Regions from separate parts of the Homo sapiens genome. Here region 2 is linked to region 1. A link is a contact called in ENCODE Hi-C or POLR2A ChIA-PET data. All regions are on one chromosome and are shown on one strand. The core of a region is the stretch at or near the end of the contact, and the rest is flanking DNA. Distances in the headings are between cores, read along the strand shown. Region 1 holds the start of LINC02602 (long intergenic non-protein coding RNA 2602). Region 2 overlaps HHAT (hedgehog acyltransferase).

Region 1 (4,939 bases), core at 1,499-3,998:
ATATTCAAATGAAGAAAAGCATTTGGAAGCGCCTCTGCCCCACCCATCCCTGATTCCCAGGCCCCTGTGCCAACCTCAGTGACATGGCCCTTGTCAGAGGACAGGGTGTTGAGAGGTTCTCCTTGAAGGGGAGAAGCATCTTTCTGGGATTTAATGAGATCACTTATTGTCTCTTTGCTCTGACAAAGATAGTAAACGTGACGGGTGAAATATAAAGAATAATTAGTCCCAGAGGTGAATCTGTCCCCTACAAGACATCTTTTCTTCCCCCTCAGCCTGCTGAAAAGTTTACTGCTTCCAGATGTGCCCGATTTCAACAGTAAGAGGAGCCAGTTCCTTTTGAGCTGCAAACTTGTCAGAGAAAAGCTGGTTTCTGAGAAAAGGCTTAAACTGAAGAGATGATTCCTAAAGAAAGCATTGACGTCGGGGAGGAAATACGACCATAGTAAAGCATTGCTGGTCTCTCCTGGGGTCTCAACCCCAAGGAGGAGGTGGAGGAAGGCCTAGGTCAGCCCCCATCATGGTAGCGACTTCTCACTAATTAGCTGTTAAGGAATCCACCAGCCTCTGAAGGAGACATCTGTGAGGAACGCTTTCCTCAGATCCTGCCAGTGCTCCTGCAAAGCCAGCAAGCCCCAGCCCAGCCGGGGACTTCCTGCTTTCCCAGAGCTCAGGACAGGCCTCAGCCACTGTCTGGAGAGGCTGCTGGAGCCCACACATCAGTCTTTGATAAACACTAGCCACTCCCTCTTAGAAACATAAGCTGTTTAGTCTCTGCCAGTTGCCTGGTAGCTAGGAGCGAATCCTAAGAGCTATGTGCCCCCAGGGACTGACTGTATGACCCAGCCTTGTGACTTCAGATGGAAGAAAAGCTAATATCATGCAGGAGAGCACCTTTTTCTCTCATGTCCAATCTCTGAGGCTCTCTGCGTTGAAAAGTACCCCGGAGGTGGGCCTGCCCTGAGGAGAAAAGTAGGTGGGAAGGCATGGCCAGATATTCCACATGTGGGGCTCAGGAGGCTAGGGCAGTGTTGCCCCAAAGCCTGGGATCTCTCCTTGGCAAGAGGGACTAGAATCCTGGTAGGATAAATGCCCGTCTGTGAAGAGGAACTACTGAGAGGGGCCTATAGAGGAAGGTGGGCTTTACACTACCTACCTGCCTGGGTATGAGCAGAGGGAGTGGAGATAGAGGGCTGATGGTGCAGAGGGCAGACCTGACGTACGGGAAGCACAGTCCTGACAGATCCTGCAGGGAGGGCTACAACAGCAACCCCATGTGATTGCAAGAGGATTGGGAGGACGCTGAGTTTATGAAAGCTATTTCTCTCCTCCTTCCCCCCACCCTCACTCATTACACTCTTCTCTCGGTTGTCTCTTTGCTGTGGCTCCTCACACGTCATAGACATGCCCCTGTGTCTTTGTTTGGGCTACCCTAAAAGCAGATCCTGAGCTGGGAGACAAGCAGGGCTGACATCCATTAGGCACAGTGCCGAGGGCCCACAGTGCTTTTGGGGGCCCATGGAAATGTTTTAATTTCTTTGTAGAAACAAAACAATATATAATATTTTTAGATTAAGAAATGCTTTAGTACTGGCTGGGCACGGTGGCTCAAGCCTGTATGGGAAGCCAAGGTGGGTAGATCACTTGAGGCCAGGAGTTCGAGAGCAGCCTGGCCAACATGGTGAAACCCCGTCTCTACAAAAAATACAAAAATTAGCCAGGCATGGTGGCAGGTGCCTGTAATCCCAGCTACTCAGGAGGCTGAGGCAGGAGAATCGCTTGAACCCAGTGGGCAGAGGTTTCAGTGAGCCAAGATCGTGCCACTGCACTCCAGCCTGGGCCACAGAGCAAGACTCCATTTCAAAAAAAAAAATGCTTTACTACATAATATTATTATGTTCATCTTTATACAAATGCAGCCATAAAATATTTTTGTATTTTTTAATTTTTGTTTTTGATGAAGGGCTCATGGCCGCGAAGGCCAAAATGCCTAAAACCCACAAAAGTTACAATGTAGCCCTAGGTACAAGAACTGTGTTAAGTGCTTTATATAGTACACGTTATATAAGTCCTCATAATGGTCCTGTTGTTCCCCTCATGTAACAGGCAAAGAAACTGAGGCTTAGAGAGGTTGAGTCACTTACTCAAGGCCCCATCTAATGGGTTGGGGAGTTGGAATTCCAGCTACCTCTTGCCTGACTCCATAGTTCTTGTTCTTCCCCATGGTCTGCAGAAACCTGAAGGACTTGGCGGCAGGAAAAATTTGGTGGGGAACATGTGTCTTCTCTCTTGCCTGCTCTGATTTCTCAGGAGCAGGACCCAGGAGGGCATCCGAGCCTCTGGCAGCTGAACCTCTGCAAACAGCAGTCACAGTGCATTTCTGCAGGCTCTTGGAGCTGCTCCCTCTGCCTCGGCCAGATGCGAATTTGTGGCTTTTCCTTCTTGGCTCCTTTCCCCAGGTTTTCATTCCTTTTATTCTGGGATGGAGCTGAAATTTTTCCAACAGGGCCCATGGTGGACACCCAGAAGTCAGTAGGGACTCCAAAAGGAAGTTAAGGCCGGGGAAGGGGGCCAGGAAGAGGGAGACCAGCCTAAAGTACACAACACTCAATTCTTCATTACTCACATGTGGCCTGACCGCTGGTGGACTGGCTCCAGGAAAATCTGAACCCTGGGCTGAGCCTCCCCGCCGGCTGGCCAGGACAGACCTGGATGCCCTCCACCCTCCAGCCAAACTTATTTTTTTCATATCATAGCTGCAGAATATTCGGACCCTCTAGTCCCAGCCGCCCAGTGAACTTGAGCTGTGTGACCTTGAGCAAAAGGCAAAATGTTTCTGATTTTCAGTCCCCTCATCTGGAAAAGGAGGAGGCTGTGGGACATGATGATCTTTGAAAGTCTAATAATGAAACAAACAGAAAACCTGTGCTTCTAAGTTGGTGAGTCTGGAAAGGTACGTCTGTTGCTTAGGAAAAAAAGTCCCAAATCCCAAAGAGCCCCTTTTGGCAAGTGTTGTACTTAAGACAATCCGGGCGCTGCCCCTCCTGAGGCGGGGGGGACTCGAGGACCGGCTTTAGCAGAAGTTCCTCCCGCAGAACAACTCGGACGACGACGCCTCGGAGGATCCGGGGAGCTTTGGAGGAGGCGATGGCGGAGCAGGGCGGGTGGCAGCGCAGGCGTGGGAGGGACAGGTGGCCCGTTCGCGTCAAGTCAGGGCGCCCCCTCCTGGGACACCTGTGCCCCGCCTAGTCCCAGGGCCCAGTCCCGGGGCAGACACTGGCCGAGCCCGGAGCCTCTTCGCGTCCCCTCCCACCCAGACCAGGCCGGCGTTTCCCCCGGGCCCCCGCGCGGCTCCGGCCCGCGGAAGTCGCGCGTTCTTTCTTTCCCCCTCGTTAGTCGAGCTGAAACCTGATCGTGGAAAGTCTGGGGCGGGTGTCAGACCCGGCCAGCTCTGGCTCCCAGCGCCTGGGGCGATTCCTGCTGGAGGAACCCGGGCGGGGCCCGCCAAGGGGGCAGGAGGTCGGACACCTCGGGAACAGGCCTCTTTGTCTCTGTGCGGGTGAGGGGCTGGCAAAGCGGGAGAGGGAGTTAATTGCAGGGGCGGGGAGTGGTGGGGGGGCTGGGTAAGCCGAATGACACCTGACAGCTCTGCGAGAGCCCCCCAACCCCCGCCGCTGGGGGGTGGTCCTCCTAATCCCCTTCGCAAGAGGAAGCTAATTGCTGCAGCCAGAGAAGGCAGGATAAAAGCGAGCGGGCACCCACACCCACCAGGCCCGGAGTCTTGCTATTTGCTGCTAAATTAATATATTACCTAATGCAGAAACCACGTTAAGAACTCCAGCTTTCGGCTCCAACAGGAGCTTCTGATGGGTTAAAGGCAACATCTTGCTTTAATTCCCCCCTTTTTCCCATCCTCCCCCCACTCCCCACCACCACCAACTACAAATGTCAGAAATAAATTATTGAAACCAGATGTAAGGTTTTTGGGTGCACATTTTCAGGCAGTTGTGCGCTAACAGATGCCTTGTATTAATAATGTACAGTTGTGACAGGAAATATGGTTTAGAGTCCTGGAAAAACATGAAAGCTAATTCCATTACCCCTTTTCATGGTACCCAGTTCTTCTCAAATGTTCAACTGGTTTGGATTACAGTGAAATTCTAGAGGAAAAACGATTTGGTCTGAGATGGTAACTTGGTTCTGCTTTCCAGCTTCTCCCGTGGAACAGCACCCACCTTCCTAGGCACCTGCAGACCTGTGTTCTATATACGTGCAAATAGCCAGAGATGAGGACATCTGGACCTGGTGCCTCCCCAGGGAAGTGGCTTCCAAATATTCCCCCCTTTCCTGGTCATGAGGACCTGGTAGACAGTAAAAGCAGGGCCAATGATCCCAGCTTCATATTCTTGTCTGGGACAGTCCATTTTAACCTGGCCTACCCACTCACACTTCACTTGGAGCAAAAGTAAAAACAATAAAACACTTTTATGCTCGAGGAACCAGATAAATCCTAGTAATTGATCTCAGGAGAGGGATTATTAAGGGGCTAAGTGCAATGCTTTCCAGAACCGGGGGTGTAATAAGCATGAAGCCAAACAAATGCGCAATTTGTTATCTGTATTTCATCACTTAATGCATTGCAAGCAACGGGTTTGAAAATGGCTTTTCTCCAGGAGGGGAGAAGGCACTAAAATAGCTGTAACACATCCATTGACAGTTCTGTTGCTGAAAAATGTCATCATTCTCCATGGCTCACACTGTCAGCCGTGCTCAGAAGGGTCAGAATATTCCCACTCTGCCATTTTTGGGGACAGATTCCCCTCCACTTTAGCCAATGTACAATGCTAAAAGAGACAACTCTCAAGGTCTTTCCCGCTGTAACCCTACACTTACGAAGAAATAACAAAGTAACCAGCAAGGATATCGAACTGCCCTGGAC
Region 2 (5,421 bases), core at 2,242-4,741, 50 kb before region 1:
TAACAATAATGTATTATATTCTTGAAAAGTGCTAAGAGTAGATCTTAAATGTTCTCACCATAAAATGATAAGCAGGTAAGGTGATGGGTATGTTAATTACCTTGATTTAATCATCTCACAATGTATAGCTAGACATCACATTGTACACCATAAATATGTACAATTTTTGTCTAAATATGTGAGTAAACAAATAAGTAAATAACTGAGCCAAGGCTCAAAGCCAAGTCTTTGGACCCAGGCCCCTGCCCCTCCACTCTGCCATGGCCAATCCCATTAATGCCAGTGTACAGTTACTCAGACTTAGAGCCTGGCTTAGAATCTGCCGCACACACAAACTCCTTTCTTCAGACCACTGGGAGACAGAGCAGGAAGGGAAATAAACTTCAGCCTTGATAAACCACGATTTCAGAAATAAGCAGTCTTGCACCCAGAGTGCCCCATTTCGTTACCTAAAAGTCACCCAGAAAGTTTGGTCTGGACTTTTCCTGCAACCTAAGAGATCCAGAAGCAATCATTCATGCTTTAAAACACAAGCCTAAGCCCTAGTATTTCAACAACACTTTCTCAAGTTCCTTACTATTTTTCAGAACTGCTTCTAGCTTTATCCATTTCTATTCACAATTTATTTTTAAATACTTTCATCTTTAGAATAACAAGACTCCTTTCTGGAACTTTTCAGGAATTTGGTAGTCTTCCCTTTAGTGGGAAGGTAATTTTAACTTCTTGGCTTATAATTTAATGTCTCGCCTGTCAAAAGATGTTGGTATTACATCGGATGACCTCTTTGCCTCATGAAGAATCTGATTAGCAAAAAGCTGATCTCCTAATTGGGCGACTGAAATTTGAACACAAATGATCTTGTAGACTGAATGAAAGTTTTAGAAGGCCTGCCATTAGATGCTTTTCAGGGACATTCTATCTGAGACAATCCTCCTGCATTAAGGATTTAATCCTCAGGGAACTAGAAAATTCGGTTTAATAATTTTTCATTTTGGTGCTGCTTTTTTTTTTTTTTTCTTCCTGGAGACAGGGTCTTGCTCTGTTGCCCAAGCAGGAGTGCAGTGGCATGATCTCAGCTCGCTGCAGCCTCAACTTCCCAGGCTCAAGCAATTCTCCTGCCTCAGCCTCCTGAGTAGCTGGGATTACAGGCATGCACCACAATGCCAGGCTAGTTTTTTATTGTTGTTGTTGCCCAGGTTGGTCTCAAACTCCTAAGCTCAGGAGATCCGCCCACCGTGGCCTCCCAAAGTGCTAGGATTACAGGCGTGAGCCACTGCACCCAGCTTAGTGCTGCTCTTAGCTGGATTGTACAGTGAGTCCTTACTGAACATCACCAGTAGGGTCTTGGAAATTGTAACTTTAAACAAAACAATGTATAATGCTACTAATTTTACAATAGGCTAATTGATATAAGCAAAAAGTAAGTTCCTACTGCATATTTCTGGTCACAAAAACATCATACATCTAAATAAAGACCAAAACACTTCTAATAGTAAACACTGAAATAAACAAGAGCTATACACATACACTTAAAGATTAATAAGCACAGGTAAGATCATTATTTACCCAAGTTTGGTGAATCAGCAAGTGATGGCAGTTGTGATGGTGGTCGGTTAAACCAAGGAATAAAATGTTTGCAAAGCAAAAATTATAAGGAGCACCTCCTGCCACCATGCAGTTCAAAACATTTACAATTAGGGTGGGCTCACTGAGCGCTTTCATACTACATTTTTTTTGTCATGCATTTGTATGATTATCATAGACTTTACAAATTTTTATTAATTTGTATTCATTCATTCATTTTCCACCCCACTTGTTCCAATTTAGGGTCTCTGGTAGCTGAGCCCATTCCAGCAGCTCAGGATGCAAAGCAGGAACCAGCCCTGGACAGGATGCCATCCCAGCGCAGAACCCACTCATACTCACTCCCCCACACTCGTTACCAAACACAGGTTCAGCTGCTCACCACTTGCAAAACAAATTAGCAAGATAGAGGTATGGCAGAAAGAAAGTGACTTTATTACAGACCAAAGCTAGCCATGGGGAAGACGGTCTAGACTCTTGCCTTAATGGAACCACTTCAAATTTCCAAGCAAAGTGCAAAGGTTTAAGAAGGGGAAGCAAGTTGCGGCATGGGGTGAGGCAGTGCAGGCCGGCATGACTTGTTCCGATGCCGGCATGACTTGTTCCGATGACTCGTCTTGAATTGTTGCTCCATCTTGTGAACGGGCTGGCAACATCTGGGGCTCAGCTGGGTTGTAAATTAACTGTACCCTCAAAGCCATCTCCTGGTAGGGGAGATTTTCACAGGTGCCTGTACTATTTCAAGGTCTAGTCTCTGGAACCTCGACTTCAGGCTGAAGGAGCCTAAAGACCCTACTGAAAGCAGATAACAGTGGCCCCAAAGGCTCCCCAAAACGGGAGGCAATTGCAGGGATTTCTAGGAATGTCTGGCTTTTGTTGAATTTGAATTCCAAATTTGGGGTTGATGGCTAAGCCACTTTATGAGGCCTTTAAAAGGGACTAGATTCAGAGCCCCCTGCCTTGGACAGATGAGCATCAACAGGCATTTGATGCCATCACAGAAAAACTTAATAGGACACTCAGTTACATTCACACACTGGGACCATTTAGACACACCAATTCACCTAATGGGCACAGCTGTGGGATGTGGGAGGAAACCAAGTACCCAGAGAAAACCCCTGCAGACATAGCGAGAATGTGCAAACTCCACAGACAGTGGCCCCAGCAGAAACTCCATTTTCTTCTACTCAGTGGTATAAGGAAACAATAACATTGTTTCAATGAAACAATAACATAGTTTCAACAATGCTCTATGTTTTGTAGACAAATACACAGAGATACATAGTAACTAGCGGCAAAACACCAGGTAACTAAGCAGGGAAACTAGCTGTCCCCTCACCCCCAAAATTTAGGAATTGAACCAAATAGTCTCCACTTGACAGCACAGTGATACATTCTGGCACCAAACCCACCTGTGGGGTTCAGGGAGGAGGGGTGGGCTGGTGCAGGGAGAGTCCCAGGCTGTGTCATTTATTGGTTAAGGAAACGGGTAGATAACGGCCTCCCAGATGTTTTCTTATAGGGTTGTTGAAGGGGTTAAATGTAAAATGCTTAGCCCAGGGCCTGGCAGTGAATAAGCACTCAACAAACATTAGTAGTTACTAGTTAGTGAATTTCACTCATCAGGAGCCTACCTAAGCCCTGACCCTGATTTTCTCCCTGAATCAAAGAAATCTGGCTGAACTTCCTGGGGTATGCCCATCCTACGTGCATCTGGACCTCTTTCAGGAAGTTGGCATCCCCAGGGATTTCGTTAATGTCTCATTCCTCTTCTGACGCCCAATCCAAAGCCACCCTGGACAGCAAGCAAACTATCCCCGGGGACCACCCGCAGGCTTTCAGCCCGGTGCCTCTTCCTCACCACCTACGTCTCTGCTACTCCCAAGGGAATGACAGGCAGTACTTTCCACTTTCATTTTCACCTCTCCATTACACGAATGCCACCTCGAAACACCACCACCACACAGACACTCACCCATCCTCCTTAACAGAGCTTTCTTCCTCACACACTCTCTTTTCAACTCTTGCCTGTAGCTGACTGCAATGGTTACTATTTGAGACTGTCACTACGACAGTCACTACTGTTACTACTTGAGACAGTCATTAGGAGACTGAAGGAAGGAGGACGAAGGCAGAAATGAAAACTTAAAAGTAACTATTTTAAAGGAAGGGGCCAGGGGAAGAAGAGAGCTCCCTGCTTCTAGGGAGCAAAGGCAGCAACCTCGAGCTTCTACAGCCCTTTGTTTTTATTGGGCAGAAAGAGCAGGGAGGAGGAGGTAATGACTGGTCAGCTGCTTGATTGATCACAGGTTCACGTTATTGCTAACAGGCTTCAGATTTGCCTAATCACAAGAAACACTGTGCCTGGGTGGTGACTGCCCCCCAGCATTCTTTCTGGGAGGCAGACACAGTTTGTCAGTTTGCCAACAACCTGCTTTCATGAGAAACAGTTTGCTGTTTACTCATATAGTCTCCAGTGGTATACTGAGTTGATCACGACCCTCATTCTTTCGGCCTTCAACACTCGCCCACTTATCTTAGGAAAATTATTTCCCTACTTTGTTTTCCCTGTTTATTTCAGCTGTGCAGCCAGAAAGTAAATCAGAGTAGATATGTCTTAAGGGATTTATGACACAATGTAAAAGAAAAGGAAAACTATATATTTGGGAATATAACTGGAACCTTTTTAAAATGTCCAGGCCCTTAGAGGTTCCCAAAAACTCTCTCACAAAATTACCAAGTTTCCATTTCTCATACTCTAAACAAGCATGTCCCTCTTTAGGCAGAGCAATCAGGCTGAAATCAAGGAGGTTCTTACTCAAATGTGTAAGTGATGTTTCTTTTCTGTTTTCATGCAGTCAGTCCTGCACCAACATTATCAGCTAAGTGGGTAGCTGTGAGATAGCCTAGAAAAGTCATCACCACTTACAGCATCATTTCTATAGAAAACGGCCAATCTATAGGGACACAGCCTGTGTTTAAGTAGCAGTCTACCTGATTAATCTACACAAATGAGATTGCACTATTGATATGTAATAGTGAAGGAGGGTTGTAGGGATGTGTGATGGTGAGATGTGTCTAAGAACACTTCCCCAGTGTGGGAATACTGGTCGGAACTGTAAAGAAGATAAAGTGTGGATGGTTCAGGGAAGGGAGAACAGGAGCCAAGTGGTAAGGAGTCTTAAAACATACGATTTCATGTTTAAATTTTATTTCCTGCAGAAACCTCAGGCTTGCAAGCCAGTACATAAAATTATTTGAATGAAGCTCTACAAAGCAGCCCCTTGATGCTGTGGTAGACCCAAGAGGCAGGGAGGTTGATGATTTAGGCCCTTAGTGAAAGTGGAGAGAGTGCTGGAACCAAGCCACACAGATGGGGAAAAATTGAGTTGTCCTTGGCATCAAAATAGTCCAGAAGCTGGTAGGGGGAAAAAAGAGGAAGATGAAGAAGATAAAACAGCAACTCCAAAGCTGTAAGACAACAGGATCTTGAAGCTAAATGTTGTTGAAAAGAGTGAGAATTTTGAGGCAAGTGAGGACAAAGCGGTAGAACGTGCATTTAATACTAGATGTTAAAGGAAATCATAGCAAAGTTTTCCCTGGAATCAGAGGGAAGGAATTCAGACTGGAGGAATAGGGAGCTTTCTCCACCTCCAAATTGGGTACAAACACCCCAAGGTTGAATATTTCAAAAAATATATTTATCTGGGAATTATAGAACTCAAGAGGGCCACAGAATAAAATCTTAGCTGTAAAATGGCAAGAATCTCTCAGCTCACAGAACTTTTTCTATACTGGAGCCACTTGCATTTGCATTTACTTTGGAATTTAACACTC

Evidence for each region. A loop is a pair of places that touch in the nucleus more often than their neighbours do. ChIA-PET counts read pairs that join two places held with the same protein, here RNA polymerase II (POLR2A). Pooled maps may share reads with other maps.
Region 2: a map of ascending aorta shows a loop between it and region 1 (8-fold over the local background). The contact joins the enhancer-like site here to the promoter of LINC02602 in region 1. A Hi-C loop is called at or near these places in 1 of 168 maps with a recorded cell type or tissue (ascending aorta) and 4 of 50 pooled maps. POLR2A ChIA-PET finds 5 or more read pairs at or near these places in 1 of 52 experiments (MCF 10A).

The regions. Positions count from the first base shown.
Region 1 is chr1:210,290,958-210,295,896 of GRCh38, reverse strand. LINC02602 (long intergenic non-protein coding RNA 2602) reads left to right here and starts at 2,748. Exons shown (of 2, transcript NR_183451.1): 1 at 2,748-2,953.
Region 2 is chr1:210,341,666-210,347,086 of GRCh38, reverse strand. The region is part of intron 1 of HHAT (hedgehog acyltransferase); the gene reads right to left. Among named protein-coding and RNA genes, the nearest start is that of HHAT, 15 kb to the right of the region's middle. Within about 2 kb of position 3,491, at least 5 of the 41 ENCODE cell types and tissues checked have a DNase peak (open chromatin) inside an H3K27ac peak, as active enhancers do; they include ascending aorta, where a contact is called at or near this core.